Linked DNA regions of Homo sapiens: all the other regions are linked to region 3. The links are chromatin contacts, found by Hi-C or POLR2A ChIA-PET in ENCODE. All regions are on one chromosome and are shown on one strand. The core of a region is the stretch at or near the end of the contact, and the rest is flanking DNA. Distances in the headings are between cores, read along the strand shown.

Region 1 (2,700 bases), core at 100-2,599, 220 kb before region 3:
AGTGCCCAGGTTGTTTGACCTGCGCTTGGGACCGACGGGGCGTAACCCGGTGACCTCCTCAGGTTGCGGTAATTTGCTAGAGTGGCTCCCGAACTCACAGACATGTTTTACTTACACTTACCAGCAGAGTATAAAGGATTACAAAGAATACAGGTGAAGAGATGCGTGACGTAAAACCGGGGGGAAGCGCTTGGAAATTCAGGGCCTCTCTGGGCACCGCCTCCAGGAACCCCCACGTACTATCTGGAAGCTCCCTGAACCCAGCCCTTTTGGGTTTTTACAGGAACTTCATTTCACAGGCGTGATTCATCAGCCACTGGTGATCAACGCAACCTTCACCCCTCTCTCCTCCCCAGAGGTTGGGGGTGGGGCTGAAAGTCCCCAGAACCTCTAACCCTGCCTTGGTCTTTCCTGCGACCAGCCCCATCCAGAAGCTCCCTAGGGGCTGCCGGCCACCAGTCCACTCAGCCTACAAAAGACATCACTTTGGAGGTTCCCGGGATTTCAAGAGTTGTATGCCAGGAAAAGGGGATGGAGCTGAAATACACAGTTCACTGTATCAGTTACCTCAAACTTAAAACGACCAAAACCCACCTCTGATCTCCACATCACCCAGACCCGACAGTCTACCGCAAAGCAATAAATGGCCACCTTCTCCCTCTTCCTCTGGCCCCAAACCCCTGAGTTACATTTGCCTTTTCCGTCTCTGCCTTATGTTCCATGACCAGTAACCGCAATGGCTTCACGTTCCAAACACATCCGGGACCCAGGGGTTTCCTCCCCGCGCCGCCCTCCTTTGGGCCATCCCTCCCCAGGTCTCGAGAGACCGCAGCAAGAGTCTCCGCTAACGCCTCGCCGGGCCCCCGCCGCCTTCCCCGGAGGCTGCTCCAGGGCCCGGGAAAGCTCTCACCCCCGAACCCGGCGTGGCCCCTCCGCCCCCGGCCCGGGAAGCCAAGTCCCCGCAACTGCCCTTTCCGCGGCCGGAATGGCCTTTCCCGACCGGCCCTGGTTTCCCCGGCCGCCTCGCCCAACTGCTGCCGGCTCCAGGGGCGCGGCCGGGACCCCAGGCCCGAGGAGGGCGTCGGGGCGGGGAAGGGGCCAGGGTGCGGGGACCCAGCGACCGCCTGGGCCTTACCTGAGGCGGGGGCGGCGGCCGCGCTTGGCGGAGGAACTGGGGTCCCGCTGCGGCCCAGACCTCCCGGCCGCGGGCCCAGCCGCCGCACCAGCCACCGCACAGCGATCAGCAGCACCGAGGCGCCCAGCAGCTCCCAGGCCAGCGCCGCCCACTCGGCCGCCGCCAGCCGCGGCCACAGCATCGCCGCCGCCCGGGCCGCAGCCGCCGAGAAGCCCGCGCCCCGCGCCGCGCCCGTCCCAGGACCCCGCGCCGGGCTGCCCGCGCCCTGCCTGACGGCGCCGCGCTCGAGGCGGCCGGGGCGGCGCGGGGGACACGGACGGCGGCCCCGCTCGCGGAGGCCCGGCGAGGGCGCGGCCCCGGCCCTGGGACCCAAGCGGGCGGGAACGGGCGAGCGGACGGGCGGGCGCGGCAGGCGGGGCGCGGGCAGCCCGACGCGGGGTCCTGGGACCGGCGAGGCGCGGGGAGCGCAATGTGCTGGCGGGGGCCGGGGCTGGGGCCCGGGGAGGCCACCAGGGCGGGGCCGGGCGCGGGGCGGCGCTTCTTCGCGCCTCCCGGCCCCGGCCTGGCGTCCGTGGGGCGCTGTGCGTCTCCGAGAACGAAGCGGCCTCCGGGTTCGTGTGCTCCGAGCCCGAGTACTGTTTGCGGCCGTCGTCCCGTCCTGGAGCAGGAGTGAGGAAGCGCCTCTCACTCCCCCGCGAACCCGCAGAACAGGCCGCCGGCGCTATGGAGACCGGCGGAGCTTCCCGCTCCTTCACCAAGGGGCCCTGACGCGCAGTTGAAAGCGCGGATTTTGCCGGGCGCGGCGGCTGCGTCCGGAGTCCCAGCGCCTTGGGAGGCGAGGCGGGAGGATCCCCACGGCCCGGGAGCTCGAGACCAGCCCGGGCAAATATTTTGAAAGTCATGGTAAAAGCCGCAATTACTTTTGCACCAACCTAATAGTGAGACCCTGTCTCGAAAAAGGGAAGGAGGATTTTACTGTATGTAATTTAGATGTTTTATTTATTTTTTGATGCGGTGTCTTGCTCTGTCGCCCAGGCTGAAGTGCAGTGGCGCGATCTCGGCTCACTGCAGCCTCCGCCTCCTGGGCTCAAGCGATTCTCCTGCCTCAGCCTCCCAAGTAGCTGGGATTACAGGTGCCCACCACCACGCCTGGCTAATTTTTGCATGTTTAGTAGAGACGGGGTTTCCTCATGTTGGCCAGACTGGTCTCGAATTCTTGATGTCAAGTGATCCACCAGCCTCGGCCTCCCAAAGTGCTGGGATTACAGGCGTGAGCCACCGCGCCCCGCCTAATTTAGATATTATTAAATGAAAATGAAAGACCTGAAAAATATAATTGATATCCTTGGTTAAAAACATAATTGATCTGAGCGAGGTGGCTCAGGTCTGTAGTCTCAGCAACTCTGGAGCGTGAGGGGTGATGGTAGTTTCAGTCCGGGAGTTCGAGGCTGCCATGAGCGTGATCTCGCCTGTGAATAGCCACTGCACGCCAGCCTGACCAACATAGCAAGACCCCATCTCTTAAAAAATATCATTGGATGGTACTAATGGTTGGTTGGGCACTA
Region 2 (2,700 bases), core at 160-2,659, 160 kb before region 3:
AAAATGAACGCAAAATTTTGCCAGGATTAAATATAACAAGGCACAGAGTCTGTCCCGTGTCCTCAATAAAATGACAGTAATTATCACGATTTTCCCTTTAGTTGTTGCTTGTCAAAATCGCTAAAAGCCAACTGAAGGCATTCTCACTTGGGAAAGTATGCTACTTCTTAAGGCAATCGGGGGAAAAAAAGCTCCTCTTCAATCTGAGTGATGTCAGATGATTTATTTCCTTCTTGCCATTTAAGGTATACTGCCTGAAAAGATATTAAAGGGTTATAAAGCGCTATGTTGATGTCGTTTAAAAGACAGTTCAAAATAATCCACGACGACGGGTGTGGCTGCTCACACCTGTAACACCAGCACTTTGGGAGGCTGGGGTGGGAGGATCGCTTGAGGCCAGGAGTTCCACACCAGCCTGGGCAATACAGCAACACACCCAGTCTCTTAAAAAAAAAAAAAAAATCCATGAGTCATCTGTAAATGGCTTACACTGGCCCAGTGACAATAAACTCCAACCTCTTAAGAATCCAGCACCTGCCTACACCAACATCCTTACCGCCATCGCTTTCCCCCTTTGCCATTACACTGTGGCCACATCCTCCGCCCTCAGGGTCTTCAAACTTTCTGCCTGAGGCGCGCTTTTCTCACAATTTTGCCTGGCTTGCTTCTCGTCATAGAGGCCTTAGCACGGAAGTCGCCCGCCCCCCAGGCTCCCACTTAGAGTAGCGGACCCCACCCAACCACCGCCCGGTACCCTCTCGCTGGCGACCCTGGGTGTCCCTGTCCTAGGTGGGCTCCGCGGGGGCAGTGACCCAGACCCACAATACCCAGGACCCGCCACACGACTGACATTCGTCGGGTTCATACCCGTGACAACGCCCGGCCCCACTCGCTCTGGCCACCTGGAATGAAGACAAGTCGGCCAGCGACAAAGACAAACAAGGAAGTACACGGACTCCTGAAACCCCGACTTCCCACGAACCACCCGACACCATGTCACGCCTTTCAGCTGCAAAGGGCCAGGCTAAAGCAAGCACTGCCCGAGTGGTGGCAGTGGACAGCTTCGGGACAGGCCGCGCTCGTCGGGCGCAGACAAGCATTCAGGAGGGCTCGCGGGCACCGGCATTTACAGAGCCAGCTCCGCCGCAGCTGAAGGCGGGCGCCCAGGCCCGAGGCCACCGCAGCGAGGCGGGGGTGACTGGAACGGGGCCGTCCCGCCACGCTGCAGGGACGCGCCCAGGCCCCGCCGCCGCCCCTCGAGCCTCCCCCGCCCATGCACTGCGGGAGCGGGAGCGGGAGCGGGAGCCCGAGCCCCGAGGCGCCGCGGCCTCCGAGCCCCTCACCCTGCTGCTCTGGCAGCCCCGGAGGCCGCCCGGCCCGGATGCTCCGGCGGAGACGTGGCCGTGAGAGGGGCGGGGCGAGCGGTGCATCGGCCTCGGGTCCCCGGAAACAGCCTGCACGCGCTACTTTCGTTCCGGAACAGAGAACGTCCTCCTCTTCTTCAAGTGGCCACCCTAGGGCCGGGGACCCTCTGCCCACAGGGTCCGGATCGAGCTCACCTCCGACTGTGATGAGGCCGCCTTCAGAAAGTGACCTTAAGAGTTTGCGGACCTTTCCCTAGTAGAAACGCAACTTCCGGAACTGCAGGACCAACTCTTTCAGGAAGCTGAACCGAGCTTCCGGCGGAAGTGGCGTGGCCGGGGCTCGGCATGGGCGCGGCCGAGCTCGGTGTGGGCGTGACTTCCCCGCCCGCCCTAGTCGGGTCCCCGCCCCAACCCCGCACCTCCACCCGGCCGGCGCCCTTCGCGCTTCAGGTGCCAGATCAAAGGCGACGCTGCTTTGGACCCTATTTGCTTCCCCTTTAAAAAGGGCAAAGCTGGACGGCGCGGGCCGCTGGCCGCTGGGGAACGGCTTTCCACCTTCCCTCATCCGCCAGGCCGCTCTTCCAGCTGTCAGGAAGGAAATGGCCTGGAGGGCGCCTCGGGGTCCTCTGTGATGTTGCGCTCATCTCTGCGGATTTTGGAATACGCTTCAGTCTACGAAGTTTTCTGGGATTTTGATGGGAACTGCTGCAGATCGTTTGGGGAGCACGGGCATCGCTGACTCGGTCCTTCATCTGCGTCCCTGGTGGCCCCTCCATTTATTTCGGTCTTTTGATTTCTTCCACCAGCATTTTGTAATTTCAGCATACAGATTCTGCACCTTTTAAGTTTATAGTATTTCACATCAAACAACTGTAACACTGCGTTTTTGACGTTTTCCACGTGTTCACTGTTGGTCTACACAAATGTGATGAATTCTATGTTGATTTTCTTATCCTGAGACCTCGCTGAACTCATTAGTTTGAGGGTTCATTTGGTGTTTTGCGGTTGTTGTTGTAAAATCCTTGTATTTTTTACATGGGCCATCATGTTATCTGCAAATGCAAATTCTAACACAAAATGATCAGACTGAGGCGTAAAATATACAACTTTTAGAAGAAAACAGAATTTCTCACATCTAGAGCTTGGGGAAGAGTTCTTAGATCTGACCAAAAAAACACAATTCACAAAAGAAGTTGATAGAGTAAACTTCATGAAAAAATTAGAAACTTTTCACCGGATGCGGTGGCTCACGCCTGTAATCCCAACACTTTGGGAGGCCAAGGTGGGCGGATTACCTGAGGTCAGGAGTTTGAGACCAGCCAGGCCAAATGGTGAA
Region 3 (2,700 bases), core at 38-2,537:
AATATCTCGTTGTAGTTTTGATTTGCATTTCTCTGATGATCAATTATATTGTGTACCTTTTCATATACCTGTTTGCCATTTGTATGTCTTCTTTTGAGAAATGTCTATTCAGATGTTTGGCACTTTTTTTTTTTTTTTTTTTTTGAGACAGGGTTTCACTCCTGTCATCGAGGCTGGAGTGCAATGGTGCAATCTCGGCTCACTGCAACCTCCACCTCACGGGCTCAAGCAATTCTGCTGCCTTAGCCCCCCAAGTAGCTGAGACTACAGATGCATGCCACCACATCCGGCTTACTTTTGATATGTTTTGTAGAGACGAGGTTTCACCATGTTGCCCAGGCTAGTCTCCAACTCCTGGGCTCATGCGATCCACCCACCTCAGCCCTCCAAAATGCTGGGATTACAGACGTGAGCCATCGTGCCTGGCCATTTTGCACATTTTTAAATCTCAAAAGGCCAATCTACAATAGTGGTGTTATCTGTAGGAGTAACTGGGGAAGTTGCGTGTCTTGTGACCAATCCACATCTTAGCAGAATTCAGGCTCCTCTCCTCCCGCTAGCTTGGTGGTCTCTCATAGGTTTTACAAAGGCAGTTGGGTTTTGGAAAAGGGCTATCATTTGAACTATAACCTAAATGTCTTCCAAAGTTAGCTTGGCCTAAGCCCAGGAATAATGAAGGCATCTTGACAGCCAAAGGCGCGCAGAGTTGGGGGTTTGGTTAGATTAGACCTCCCCCACTGCTATAATTTTCTCACTGATATAATTTTTGCAAAGGCAGTTTCATTACTGGTGTGGTTCTATTTATTTGTTTTTCACATCTACTATAGTTTCTCCTTTATGAAGTTGGTTACTGTATTATTTGGTGCACTGATATTCAAAACTGTTATTTAACCCTATGAACTGCAGCTTTTAGCTTTACAAAGCGTCCTTTTTTGCTGTGCCTTCTGGTCTGAACCCTATCTTGTTTGATATCAAAACCTCAGCACGCCTGCGTCTCTGCTGGGGTCGGACTCTGAGTCAGTTCTACAGGCCCTGGGAAACTGGGCGTCCAGGCTCCGAGGATGGTACTGAACCTGGCGCAGCCGTGGGAGGGTGAACCAGGTGCCGCTGGCGGAGCCCCCTCCCAGCCTTCCTTTCCCGTCAGGCTGTGCCCCTCTCTAGATCCGCGGCAGCTGGAAGCCAGGCCTGTAACGAGGGAGCCTTCTCCGAGGATTGTGGGAGATGTAGTTTTTCCGGCGCCTTCGCGTCCTGGCGCATCGACGCAGGACGCACTTCCGCATGCGCCGCACTCCCGGCCTTAGTCGGGTGCGCGCGTGCAGGGCTGTTTCCGGCTTAGACTCAGTGGACCGGAATCTGGCCAGCGGGTGTACCTGGCTGAGTCTCTGTGGCCGCGGAGGCGCGGAGCTAAGCGGCTCGGATTATCCTGGGCAGACCAGAGACTTGACCAGCTAAACACTTCCGTCGGTCCGGGGCGTGGACGGGGCCAGATCAGCCTCCTGCTCTCCCGAGTCAGGGCCACGGAAAGGCACAAATCCATCCGTGCGACTCCTGGTACCCAGACCGGGAGGTTGTCTAGTCACGCGCGGTCTGTGTTGGGCGAGAGCTGAGGAGCCGGCGTCCCTGCCAACGACTCGGCCCCGGGACGGTCAGGAGCCTGGGGCCCTGGTCCCGCACCTGTCTTCGGGCGGACGCATCCCTCACGGTCTCTCCGCAGCCCGCGGGTCCTGCCCCCGCAGGCAGCGCGCGAACGTGGGCGTGGGGATGGCCACCAGTTTCCGGACAGCTTCGTGCTGGGTAAGTAGAGACTTTCCGTGTTTAAAATTCGACTGGATACTGAGGGTGGCCACGTTAATCTCTTCAGGGTTACTCCGGGAACTGAACTCACATTCAGCTGTAATTGTGTGCGTAGTTTACTAGACTACCCTCCCCACCAAACCAAAGCGCCTCTGAAGCTCGCCCAAGCTCTGGCCCTGCAGAAACGTGCCTGTGGTATTCTGTGACGGGCAGTTATACTGCACTTCATGGCCAGCTGCGGGCCCTGAAGTCTGAGGATCCTCCATCATTTCATGTTTTCTACACAAAGTTGTCTTATGGAGACCCTTAGAACTTAGCTGGAGAAATGATCAGTTCCTCCTTTTTCGTTTGGCCAAATGCTTGTTTATGGAGTGTCCTTTTGTCTGCTGGACTCTAAGGCTGGTGCTGGCAATGCAGAGATAAATTATGTATGTTCCTAATTTTAGAGGAGCTTTGGTTTGGTGGAGAGGGTAGTCTAGTGAACTATGGACGCAATTACAGGTGAATGAATAGGGAGAAAAGGCTAGGAGCGGAGCTCGAGAGTCCGAAAGGTAAGGGGCGGGCCAGTGGATCATCGGGACTTTATGAATTATTGATGGAGTGAACCAGAGGGGAGTCTTTACAAGTGATTTGATTGCCAAATCCTTTGCCCTCGGTGAGTGGTGTTGACGACGTTGCCGGATGTGGTGCTCTACCATTGAGCTATACAGCCGGAGACTAGGAATGCTATTGGAAGAGGGACCCTGGGAATGACTTTCGCAGGTGTTGAATATCCAATGCCTGTATTTCAGCCTGTAACTCACATGGGAGGTCTAAACTGGAAATACATAAAGACACCTTATTGTATTCGTGGAAGCTCAGAGTGTGACCAACTGGAACCCTCAAGAGGACCGAGGTGAGGACTCA

What was found. A loop is a pair of places that touch in the nucleus more often than their neighbours do. ChIA-PET counts read pairs that join two places held with the same protein, here RNA polymerase II (POLR2A). Pooled maps may share reads with other maps.
Region 1: a loop to region 3 is called in a map of CD8-positive, alpha-beta T cell, with 4 times the contacts of the local background. The contact joins the promoter of ANKLE2 here to the promoter of ZNF26 in region 3. A Hi-C loop is called at or near these places in 2 of 168 maps with a recorded cell type or tissue (CD8-positive, alpha-beta T cell and naive thymus-derived CD4-positive, alpha-beta T cell), 6 of 37 single-sample maps with no recorded cell type and 15 of 50 pooled maps. POLR2A ChIA-PET finds 5 or more read pairs at or near these places in 3 of 52 experiments (MCF 10A, T-cell and activated CD4-positive, alpha-beta T cell).
Region 2: a map of PC-9 shows a loop between it and region 3 (25-fold over the local background). The contact joins the promoter of GOLGA3 here to the promoter of ZNF26 in region 3. A Hi-C loop is called at or near these places in 4 of 168 maps with a recorded cell type or tissue (PC-9, ascending aorta, naive thymus-derived CD4-positive, alpha-beta T cell and 1 more), 9 of 37 single-sample maps with no recorded cell type and 20 of 50 pooled maps. POLR2A ChIA-PET finds 5 or more read pairs at or near these places in 7 of 52 experiments (CD4-positive, alpha-beta memory T cell, CD8-positive, alpha-beta T cell, HepG2 and 4 more).

Annotation. Positions count from the first base shown.
Region 1 is chr12:132,760,483-132,763,182 of GRCh38, forward strand. It overlaps ANKLE2 (ankyrin repeat and LEM domain containing 2), which reads right to left and starts at 1,350. Exons shown (of 13, transcript NM_015114.3): 1 at 1,136-1,350. The coding sequence starts at 1,316. RefSeq lists enhancers at 696-1,564, 1,919-2,018 and silencers at 799-1,388, 1,479-1,768.
Region 2 is chr12:132,827,460-132,830,159 of GRCh38, forward strand. It overlaps GOLGA3 (golgin A3), which reads right to left and starts at 1,410. Exons shown (of 24, transcript NM_001389683.1): 1 at 1,344-1,410. RefSeq lists silencers at 688-787, 1,288-1,347, 1,718-1,927 and an enhancer at 1,498-1,637.
Region 3 is chr12:132,985,080-132,987,779 of GRCh38, forward strand. ZNF26 (zinc finger protein 26) reads left to right here and starts at 1,288. Exons shown (of 4, transcript NM_019591.4): 1 at 1,288-1,794. The coding sequence starts at 1,762. RefSeq lists enhancers at 909-1,378, 1,634-2,133, 1,859-1,908.